2 separate regions of the Homo sapiens genome follow, and region 1 is linked to region 2. A link is a contact called in ENCODE Hi-C or POLR2A ChIA-PET data. All regions are on one chromosome and are shown on one strand. Each heading gives the region's core, a stretch centred on a gene start or an enhancer-like site at or near the end of the contact. The rest is flanking DNA. Distances are from core to core; before and after follow the strand shown.

Evidence for each region. Hi-C counts contacts between places; a loop is a spot of excess contacts on that map. ChIA-PET counts read pairs that join two places held with the same protein, here RNA polymerase II (POLR2A). Pooled maps may share reads with other maps.
Region 1: a map of colonic mucosa shows a loop between it and region 2 (2.5-fold over the local background). The contact joins two enhancer-like sites. A Hi-C loop is called at or near these places in 12 of 168 maps with a recorded cell type or tissue (Caco-2, Calu3, MCF 10A and 7 more) and 9 of 50 pooled maps. POLR2A ChIA-PET finds 5 or more read pairs at or near these places in 2 of 52 experiments (IMR-90 and activated CD8-positive, alpha-beta memory T cell).

Annotation. Positions count from the first base shown.
Region 1 is chr21:39,631,622-39,636,675 of GRCh38, forward strand. All of the region lies in intron 1 of B3GALT5 (beta-1,3-galactosyltransferase 5), which reads left to right. Among named protein-coding and RNA genes, the nearest start is that of B3GALT5, 21 kb to the left of the region's middle. RefSeq lists an enhancer at 1,571-2,770. Within about 2 kb of position 1,615, at least 3 of the 41 ENCODE cell types and tissues checked have a DNase peak (open chromatin) inside an H3K27ac peak, as active enhancers do.
Region 2 is chr21:39,525,041-39,530,425 of GRCh38, forward strand. It overlaps the pseudogene JCADP1. Among named protein-coding and RNA genes, the nearest start is that of SH3BGR, 76 kb to the left of the region's middle. RefSeq lists an enhancer at 2,638-3,633. Within about 2 kb of position 2,836, at least 6 of the 41 ENCODE cell types and tissues checked have a DNase peak (open chromatin) inside an H3K27ac peak, as active enhancers do.

The DNA.
Region 1 (5,054 bases), core at 365-2,864, 110 kb after region 2:
TGATATTTATTTAGGAAGTAAATGTTTATTGAGCATCTATGATGTGACATGCATGAGGTATTGAGATTTAAACAGATACGCTTAAATATTTTCCTGTATCCAAGTCACTTTCAGTAAAGAAGTAGAGAGACATAAATTAATAACTAGAATACGGCAGAGCTATATGAAGGTATGCACGAGGAATAGTGCTGGTACCAAGAAAGGGGATGCTGGTGAAGCCTACTTTTTAGGGGAGATGTCAGGGAAATGTCACTGAGGGGGCTACATTTGGGCTGCATATGAAAGCATTAAGAGGAGCTCCAGGGCAGTCTGGACAGAAAGCACAGCGTGGAGGTCTGACACGAAAGGGTGTGTTCGCAGGACTTTAAGCCATCTCATATGGGAGTGTAGTGTCCACTGGGAGGTGATGGATTGCCACTGTGAAGTTTCAAGTGTCGGAGCGGAACTATTGGACTTGTGGTTTTGAGAAGTTCTGCCTGACAGCCTGGTGGCTGGCATGGAGCTGGGCTGTCAGGTAGCTCTTATTTTCCATGTCCATTCTGTTCTATTCTACTAGTAACTGTCTGTCTTTTCCAGCATTTCCCAAGTCTTCCCTTACCCTTTATGGTGATTCTGCAGAAGGAACAAGCTGGTAAAAGCACTTTTGGGAGACTGGGGAAAGGAATACAAATATTCCTGTGTTAACTATTTTCTGGCCCCAAGTAGGCTATTGGTGACCTTTGGTATGTTCAGATAAGCAGTGGGAATGGAGGCCGGAGTACAGTGGGTTGAGGTTAATTACGTGATGGATGAAGTGGTGCGAGTGGTGAGTACAGGCTGTCTGTTGCAGAAGCTTGATTTGGAAGGGAAAGAAAATAAGAGGCTGACAAGGAGACGCCACGTAATTGAGGTAGGGTCTGTTGAATGTTTTTTGGGGATGAAATTTTATTTTGTGTTAACAAAGTAGAAATTTACAAAGGAAATGGCCCCCATTTTAACAGAAAAATCAATACCATTTGCATCCCTCATTATTAATATGCATTGGAACTTCATCCATTGGACCTGGTGAAGAAGGCAGTCACCGTCTCACCAGGCTGGAAGCCTGGATGTTGGAATGTGGACATTTCCTACTAGAGTGGCTTGAAAATCCCCTAGGATCATTCTGGTGGTAGGGATGGGGGTATAAATGTGGGTGCTCCTTGAGAGGAAGGAATGAGCCAAGAGGGATGGAGCCCGGGGATGCAGGGAGAAAGTGGCCTTTGTTTTATGGTTATGCACTCTATCCAGTTTATATGTTTCAGATGATTTATTCAACAAACCTTTGTGTATCTCTTCCTACTTCTTTCCCACTGAGCTAGGTAGGTCCTGGGGTTCCTGTGAGTCCTGGGGCTGTAGTCAGGCAGTTGCAATATCTCATCATTCTCATGCTAATTTTTTCCTGACCTGAAGATTTCCATTGGAAAATGATGATTGCACTCTTCTAATAGAAGGCTAAGTGATTTAGATCTGGGGGCAGGGAAATGGTGGCTGTGGTTCTTCTAGAGGGGGAAGAGGATGTAGACAGGTAGTTTCATCCAATGCATGAGGGCCACAAAGGTTTCTGTGGACCCCTGGTCTTATACTGCAATCCCTTGGTAACAAGGAAATCATAAAACTAGGGGTGACTCATCACCACTGTGATGAGGTGTTTCTGAGTTCAAAGGGAAGAGTCAGTTTAACTCAGTGAAATGGTTATTTTTTGTAATGACATTCATTTCCTTGGTTCTTTGCTTATATGACACCTGGATGTACAAGATGGTTAACAGAATAGTGCTATGGAGGCACTTTGACAAGTCCTGAACCACCATCTGGGTGAGAATATTTGTAACCGGCACAATACTTATACATGAATGGCCACTGTGAAATGGGTTTCTAAGGGGCGATATTATAATTTGCTTTCTTAAGAGCACTGACTACAAAGACATCTCCTAAACTCTTTCTTTGTAAACTTACCAGAAACCCTTGTATCCCCATGGATGAATCCAGAGCTTTTCAGTGGCTCAGGTTTCTCCTTCTAACAGTGCTTGAAATTCCTTCCACAGAGAATGAAGCTTTTAATTCTAGAACCAATGTTCAGATTGTGCAAAGGCATGGATTTAAGGTGACAGCTATTAACATTGGCAAAGTTCTTTCTATTGTGAAAATTGCTTTCATATATATTTGGTTTATTTTGCCCTCCGGACAGTCCTGGGCTTCATTATTGAGTAACTTATTTTCTGTTTGAAGAAACGGAGGCTTAGTGGTTTAAGAAAGCTGATTAAAGTCAAATGGCAAGGATGGGGTAAATGATGGAGCTCTAAGCATTGGGTGTTGGCGTCTGTAATATTTGTGCATGACTGACTACACAGCTCTCCTTCTGAGTCAGTGGCTTTTAAGCTCTTTGGAACCACAGTAAATTCCTTTTACCTCATGACTCAGTACACACATATGACCCACCAAACAGTACTTGCCTTGACCATTCCCCATGCCTTCTAATATTTTATTCTACCCAATTCTGTTTTCTTTTCAACGTCGGGTCTTATTAAATTGACTTGGTGATGCACTAATGGGTCATGATGCAGAATTTGAAAAAATTACACTCAGTTCCTTCCCCAAGAAGTAGAGGAAGGTCAGAAATGGAGGATGGTGGGGAAGGAATGGGGTGTGTGTTTTTCCAGAATAGGGTGGGAGGGAAATGGCCTCTCACAGCCCACTTGTCAGAACTGCTCCCATGTCCCGATCCGACTTCAGAGGTGGGAAAACGTTGGGAGCTGGTGAGGTGGGTGGGGAAAATCACTGTCTGCCACACCTCTCGTTTCTGGCATTCAGTCCACTTTTGTGGCCATCGTTTGTTGTGCTGGTTGGCTCACTCTGCCCAATTCTTCCTTCTGGTTGCCAGTTCTCTTCATATGTCTACTCTTTTACTGCGGGTCGCTCACATCTATAAATGACGGTCTAGGTTGTACAGTCTCGGAGGTTCAAGTGGAGTCTTTTGGCAGCTGTGCAGGCCAGCATTTGCATCCCTGCAGGGGCTGCAGGGGGCCTTAACCCTCCCCGATCAGTGCCTGGTTCTCTGATCCTGGCCAAGCATATTGGTTCTCAAAGTGTTGCCTGGAGTCTGGATGTGGGAATCTGCTTCAGGCCAGGCCAGGTGATCTTGAACCCGAGGAACAGAAGTCATCACGTTTGCTCTATGTCTATCAGGAAAACAGCTCAAAGCACATTCCCTATTCATGTCGGGGCAGTAGAATCTTCCCATTTTCCCAGAGACAACGCGTAATGGCAGGCCAGAGGAAGCTCTGTGATCACCCTAGAGAGGAAAACAGCAGGCGTAAGAAAGCATTTGTCATCTCAAGGCAGAAATCACCCACTTTTTACAAGAATGTCCCACTGTGAAATCAGAATGTTCTACCATGCCATCTGCAACAAAACTGAGGGCCCCCGCAAAGCCCACCATCCAAAAGACATGGTAGCATAAGATAAATGGCAATGATTGCAATTAACAATGGCAGTCTCTCAAGAGTGGGCATGCCTGCGGGACCCGTGTTGATATTTGGATTTGGATTTTTGCTTGTTTGTAGATTTTGGGGTCATCTTTTGTTAGTGTTGGGAGGTAGCTGTGTGTGGTGAAATCCGTGGATTTTTCCCACAGCTAGAGGAAATAGGAGGTTGAGGGCAAGATGTGCCATGGAGAGTGAAGGTGTGTGAGTCAAGGGATGATCCTATGGTGGGATGCCTGCTTCTGAGAGTCTCTTCTGCCATATTAACAAATCACGGATGCGTTTGAGTTTCCTGTCTGGACACCCATGGTTTGTTATTGTGTCTGTACTACTTTCTGAATAGGGATTATCTTCCATGCTCTTTTTTTTGTTTTTTTGACATGGAGTTTTGCTCTTGTTGCCCAGGCTGGAGTGCAATGGTGCGATCTCAGCTCACTGCAACCTCTGCCTCCTGGGTTCAAGCAATTCTTCTGCCTCAGCCTCCCAAGTAGCTGGGATTACAGGCCTGTGCCACCACACCCAGCTAATTTTGTATTTTTTTAGTAAAGACAGGGTTTTGCCATGTTGGTCAGGCTGGTCTCGAACTCCTGACCTCAAGTGATCCACCCACCTCGGCCTCCCAAACTGTTGGGATTACAGGTGTGAGCCACCGCACCTGGCCTCTTCCGTGCTGTTAATCCTCACATTCCTATCTCCTGGGACCAACTGGCTAAATGCTGGGATCTGTGTTTATTCACCTCCAATTGTCAGTTCTGTGCATGTGCTCTTAGTTTCCTTTTCCCTCTTCTCTGCATAGCTTTTTTATTCCCTTTGATACTCCAAGATTAGAATCTTTGCTAGGGCCAGGACTATATCTTTTGCATTCTCTTGTCCCAGCAACTAAGATAGGACATTTTATGTTGTGGAACTGACAAGTTTCTGAAATTTCCATCCGTGGACATGATCCACCATAAACCACAGAAGTTAAGTACTGGAATGTTTACTATCGGGCAATTTGCTCATTATCTCTAAGCCTCAGTTTCTCATCTTTAGAGCAGGGATGGTAGTATCACATGGAATCATTGTGAAGTTAATTGAGAAAATGCATGTAAAGAATTTAATGCAGTGCTTGACACATAGAGACATCACTCCATTATTGATATACTAACTTCCTCAAGAAATTAACAGAATGAACCAGGATCACAACAGTGAGACCATGCTGTGGCCTGGAGAGAAGGTGTGGAACTGCAGCTGTGCTGGGAGGGGCTGTGAGGAAGGAGCTGAGCAGAGAAATGTGACTTTAGCCAGGAGAAGCCAGGGAGGGATCCTGGGAAGAGAAACCCCGACGCCTTTCCTTGTTGTTGCTTCCCAGTGACCAAATCCAACCCCCCTGTTGTTGCTTCCCAATGACCAAATCCGGAGGACACTGGCCAACAAGGCAGCCCCAGATGATGGCATTCACAGGAGACAGGCTCCTGTGGCTTAGATAAGGACTGGCACATCTTCTTGAGGGGCTGTGCACACACCTTATTGTTGCCCACGAATTCCCTGTTTTCCACGAGTCCTTGGCCTGACCAG
Region 2 (5,385 bases), core at 1,586-4,085:
CCTGTAGTCCCAGCTACTCAGGAGGCTGAGGCAGGAAAATGGCATGAACCTGAGAGGTGGAGCTTGCAGTGAGCCAAGATCACTGCACTGCACTCTAGCCTGGGAGACAGAGCAACACTCTGTCTCAAAAAAATAGAACAAAACTCTGATGAATTCTTCAGTATGCCAATTGCATTAGAAGTCTACCTAGTATTCTATTGTACTGCAGCCAAGCTGGCACTCAAATCATTAGACACAGTCTCTCCCGTTTCAACAGGCAGAGGAGCCTCAGTCACATGGCCACTATTGCCACAGGCCCACGAGGAGTACTGCCAGGCTCCTGCCAACGTTCACTTAAGGCCCAAGGGCTCTTCAGTCAGTTTGTGGCTCTTCAGTCAGATTCTGGTTAGGCCCCAGGAACTAGAGTCTTTTTAAAAGCTCCCCCAGCCTGCTGCCTTGAAGGATGCTGAAGTCCCTGCACTTGCTAACACCAACAGCCCAGGGGAGCTGGGTCCTGCCTCCACCAGCATTCCAGTGGTGGAGCTTCAATGAGGCTGGGCACCATGTACAGTGCCGAAGACCTCCTGATCACTCATGGGTACAAACTGTTGAGAGACCTCCCAGCACCACGCAGGGATAACCCTGAGGGATGCCAGCCAGCAAAGACAAGGATGCGAGTGGTCTGTGGCCTGCTGAATAGGCATGAGGATGGCCCTGCGGCCTTTGCACATCATAAGACACCTGCTGGGAAAGGGCGTGGGAGTGACTCTGAAAGCTGCCGCGCCACACTGAGAGGCCACGGGGATCCCCAGAGCACTTCTGCTTCTAGAACCTCTGAGGCAGGGCTTCATAATCAACCAACCCCAGACTGTTAATGACCAAGCCAACTGGAGAAGAGGAGCGCGGGAAGTCAGCAGCCTGCTGGGTCCGAGGGACCCAGAAGACCTGCAGGAATGACCCAAGCCCACAGTCCGCCCGTCCACATGAGGCAGCGTCCATAGGAAGTCAGAGGAAGGGCAGAGGATGTGACGAATAAGACAACTTGGGGCCGGGTGCAGTGGCTCACTTCTGTAATCCCAGCACTTTGGGAGGCTGAGAGGGGTGGATCACTTGAGGTCAGGAGTTCGAGACCAGCCTGGCCAACATGATGAAACCCCGTCTCTACTAAAAGTACAAAAATTAGCCTGGTGTGGTGGTGGGAGCCTGTAATCCCAGCTACTTGGGAGACTGAGGCAGGAGGATCGCTTGAACTCAGAAGGCAGGGGTTTGAGCTGAGAACACACCACTGCACTCAGCCTGGGCAACAGAGAGAAACTCGGTCTCAAATAAATAGATAAATAAGAAGGCAGCTTGGGAAGAAGAATTGAGAATGTTGGGTCCTGCCAAGTGGCTGAACGTCTGCAACCAGCCAAGGAAATTCAGGTGGCGGGTGTCTGATGGTGATGGGAAGAAATTATTTCAAGATCTGTTACTGTTCATTCAAGGAGAACACGTGTCGAATTCTCAAAACAAAGAGAAATCCCAATTATTGCCTAGAACTCTCCCCTCTCCCACCCCCATAGCCCTCCGACCCACAGCCTGAATTGCACAGAAATTTCCATTCCATTAAATGACAGACATTTACCTAAAATGTCACAGTATTCTCCCAATTATGCAACAAATTTGAAATTCACAAGTGACCCTGAGAAGGGTGGCTCCTTGGCCTCTTTTCCTCAGCCTAAGTTTGGGAGACCCCTCAAGCCCCCATCTGACGGCTTGCACCACCAGTCCCATAGGGAGTAGAAAGTGGTGACTATCAGGACAGCCAGCAGCGGATCCATAAGTCCCCAGGCATGAGCTCTGCATGTCTGACTTTGGATTGGAGCCTCCAGTAGGTACCTCCACCATCACACAGGTCACCCCCCAGCACATCCCAAGCCCCTACTTGGAAGACACAGTGCTCACTCATATGTGGCATTCACGGTCAGCAGCAGCCTCCAACTGAGAAGGCCGGGCTGGTGGTCGGCTTCCTTGTGGCCCCCTTGGAACTGGGCCCTGCAAACACCCTCTTACCTCAGGGCTCCCTCCACACCTCCAATCTGCCACTGCCCATGACAGCTTCATTCAGTACATTCCCTTTGATGACCCAAGGATATGACATATCAAACCAGCTCAACCCCAGGGTTTCTTTGAGGACACAAGGTTTGGTGATGAATCTTATAACTCCAGTCCTGTCACTGACCAAGAGCCAGCTCATGGAAAAATGCTGATGGTGCCATTTGGAATCCACAGAGCCTGATAGCCTTGTCAGGGAATAAGAGAGGCCCGGCCTTGGCTGATCCTAGCCCCTTGTGGCCATGGGTCCAGCTTCCCAGAAATAGAGAAAATGGTGGCTTTCCTGACCAAAGAGACAGCTGTGTCATGAGAGGATGGCAGCCTGACGTGAGGGGCAGCCCTCACAGACACGCAGAAAGCCAAGTTTCTTCCCCAAGCCCACAGGGCGAGGGCACTCATGAAACTCAAACCAAACTCAAAAAGTTTGAAACTGGGATTCGGACCAAGAAAAGTTCAAAGAAGTAAATGAAAACCAAACAAAAAACAAGACTGTATTTTGTTTGATTTTCATCCCTGTGAAATCAGAATCACAGCTGCCAGATACAGGTACGGACAACAATGACTTAAATCTGAGTGGGTCTGATGAGAGCACAGCTCTGCAACCACAGAGTCTGCTGAGCATGTCCTCCAGCGACCTGGGGCTGCAGGCTGTCACAGGAAGCATGGGTGGGAGAATGGAGCTCCAGAAACAAGATCTGGGGGTGGGGATCAGAAGAAGATAAAGCAATCAATGACCTTGGATTCATTTACCTTACAAAGCACAGTGAACTCCAGCATTCTGGCTCTTGGCCAGGGCACCAGTACAGAGATCAGCAAACACAAACCAGTTTCCCCAAAGAATCCCAAAGCTCGCAGCTCCTTCCTGTTGCAAAGCTGGGAGGGTCTAGTGTGTCCCTGACTCCAAAATGTTTGGACCCTGCTGCCTCCGAAGCTCAGATGCACACGGCAGTCCCTTCTGGTGACCACAAATAGAGGTGAAGTGCCTGCAACCTGAAAGGTCACAGGTCCCTCAGCCCAGCCGGCAACAGTGCTTTTCCAAGGACTTCCTTGTCCATAAATCAGGCACTGATGACAAAAGCAGGCTGAAGTCAGCCCTGTGTGGGTGTCTGTGGGCATGCAGTCCATCCCGGCCCAAGTGGGAGGTGGTGAAGGAGGTACCCACATGTCTGTGCAACAGCAAACAATGATTTGGGCGTTTTCTCCTGACACCAGTCAGCCATTGTGCCTGGGCTTATTAAGTTAACGAGTAAGTTTTAACAAGGAGCTTCAAGAAGACAAAGAAGGAAGACAAAGAAAACAGCTGCTGCAGCAATGAGGAAACGGAGGCGGAACAGCAGCAGGAAAACTGTGCTGACCCCAGACTGGAGAATTCAGGCTTCTGTGCAAACAGCCCGGAAATGAGTTGAGCAACAGCCAAGGATGTGGGTGCTGGAGGACCCTGGGTTTAGTTGGGAAAAGGTAGACATAAGTCTGAGAGCTGAGGTGAGGAGCTGGAACCTGGCCACCTGCGTGTCTGGCCTCTGTCCCTGGGTCCCTCTCAGGTGGAGACGACAGCCATGCATCCTCCGGGCAGCAGATGAAAGCTTGAGAGCAGAAGAGAGACACCAGAAGGTTGGCAATGGAGGTAATGAGCCCAGGTCCTGCAAAGAGAGTGATGTCTTCAAGATCAAGTGACACAAAACCAGTGCCCCTCTCCTATCCGGCTGAGCCAAGGCGTCCCAGGAAAGTCAGAAACTTACCAGCACTTTCAGTTCTGTGAAACTGAGTGAAGTGGCCCCTTGGAAGGTTGATAGTGGTGGAGAGAGGGACACAGTGCTCCCGCTGTCCCTGACTAACCAGAACCGAGGGCTCTTGGCACCAGACTTTACAGGCTATGGTGTTCACCACAGGGCAAGAGTAGAGTGAGCCAGCAAGCTAGAGGGGTCTTTGAGGGAAGTGGATGCAATAGAAACCCTCCAGGCAAGTCCCTGCAAGTGAGGGCTGTGAGGATCCTGGGCATTGAATGGCGGTGGCATTTCTCCTGCCAGTGCCCTGAGGGTGGAGGCAGAACCAGCCTCCCTGAGGTGAGCGTCTGCAGCCCAGAGGCCCCCAGGCAAGAGTCGCTGTCCAGCTCAGCACTGGCTGATGGCCTTATGGTGTCCACTGGTGCCTTTTATGGCAGGAGAAAGTGTGGCTGGACTGAAAGCCCTCTCTTGGTAGGGGAAGGGAACAGTGCCACGTGGGCTCCCCAGGCTTCTGAGCACTCAGACCTCACTTAGGGTTGTCACCAATGGAGCTTCCAGCCTTGAGTCTCAGGCTAACCCCTTGGAGTCCAAGTCCTTAAAGGAAGTGGGGGCAAAACTGCCCTTCATATTCACTTTGTTCTACTTCATAGAGAGGACTCCAAGTGTGGCAGACTCAGAAAAGAGGCTCAGAAGTGCTTTCAAAGTGATTGAAAGTTCGCAAGAGAAACTGGCTTCCCCCTGGCCAGGAGAGCAGACCCTGCCACCTGATGAGAATGGAAGAGGTGTGTTGAGTGTCTATTGAGCTTCAGGAGTGCTGACTCCCTGGAGGAGGTGGAGGGACTGAAGGCTTGGAGGGGCCAGGTCCACCTTCCAGAAGGCTCTGTGTCTCTGAGAGGCAGGGACGACAGGGTCAGAGTTGGCCACTCACTGTCTTTCTCCAAGGATGGTATCTCACGGGAAGAAAATGAGCATCTGGTGTCCAGATTCGTATGACCCTAGCAGAGAGGAGAGACTGTGATGAGATGCCAGTGACGCTTGCGTGCGTTTGCTGATGGAGTATTCTCTTATTTGTTGTTGTTTTCTTTTCCTTTTCTCTTTCTTCACTGTTCATCTGCAAGAGCATTCTCTGATTCCGTCTATGTAGGATCTGGAAACTGCTGGTTTTTAATGTACTGATGACATTCTTTACCACTGTCACTAGGAAACTTACCATCCACACAGAATTGCTTTGTGGAGATAAAGCAATAGTCCGTTGAAATAATCCTTTTTTAAAAAATTAAATTTAATTGATTAATTATTTTTTGACGCAGGGTCTTGCTCTGTTGCCCAGGTTGGAGTGCAGTGGTATGATTTTGGCTCACTGCAACCTCTGCCTCCCAGATTCAAGTAATTCTCCTGCCTCGGCCTCCTGAGTAGTTGGAATTACAGGCATGTGCCACCACGCCCAGCTAATTTTTGTATTTTTAGTAGAGACAGGGTTTCACCATGTTGGTTAGGCTGGTCTCAAACTCCTGGCCTCATGTGATCTGCCCACCTCAGCCTTCCAAAGTGCTGGGATTACAGGTGTGAGCCACCACGTCAAGCCCTT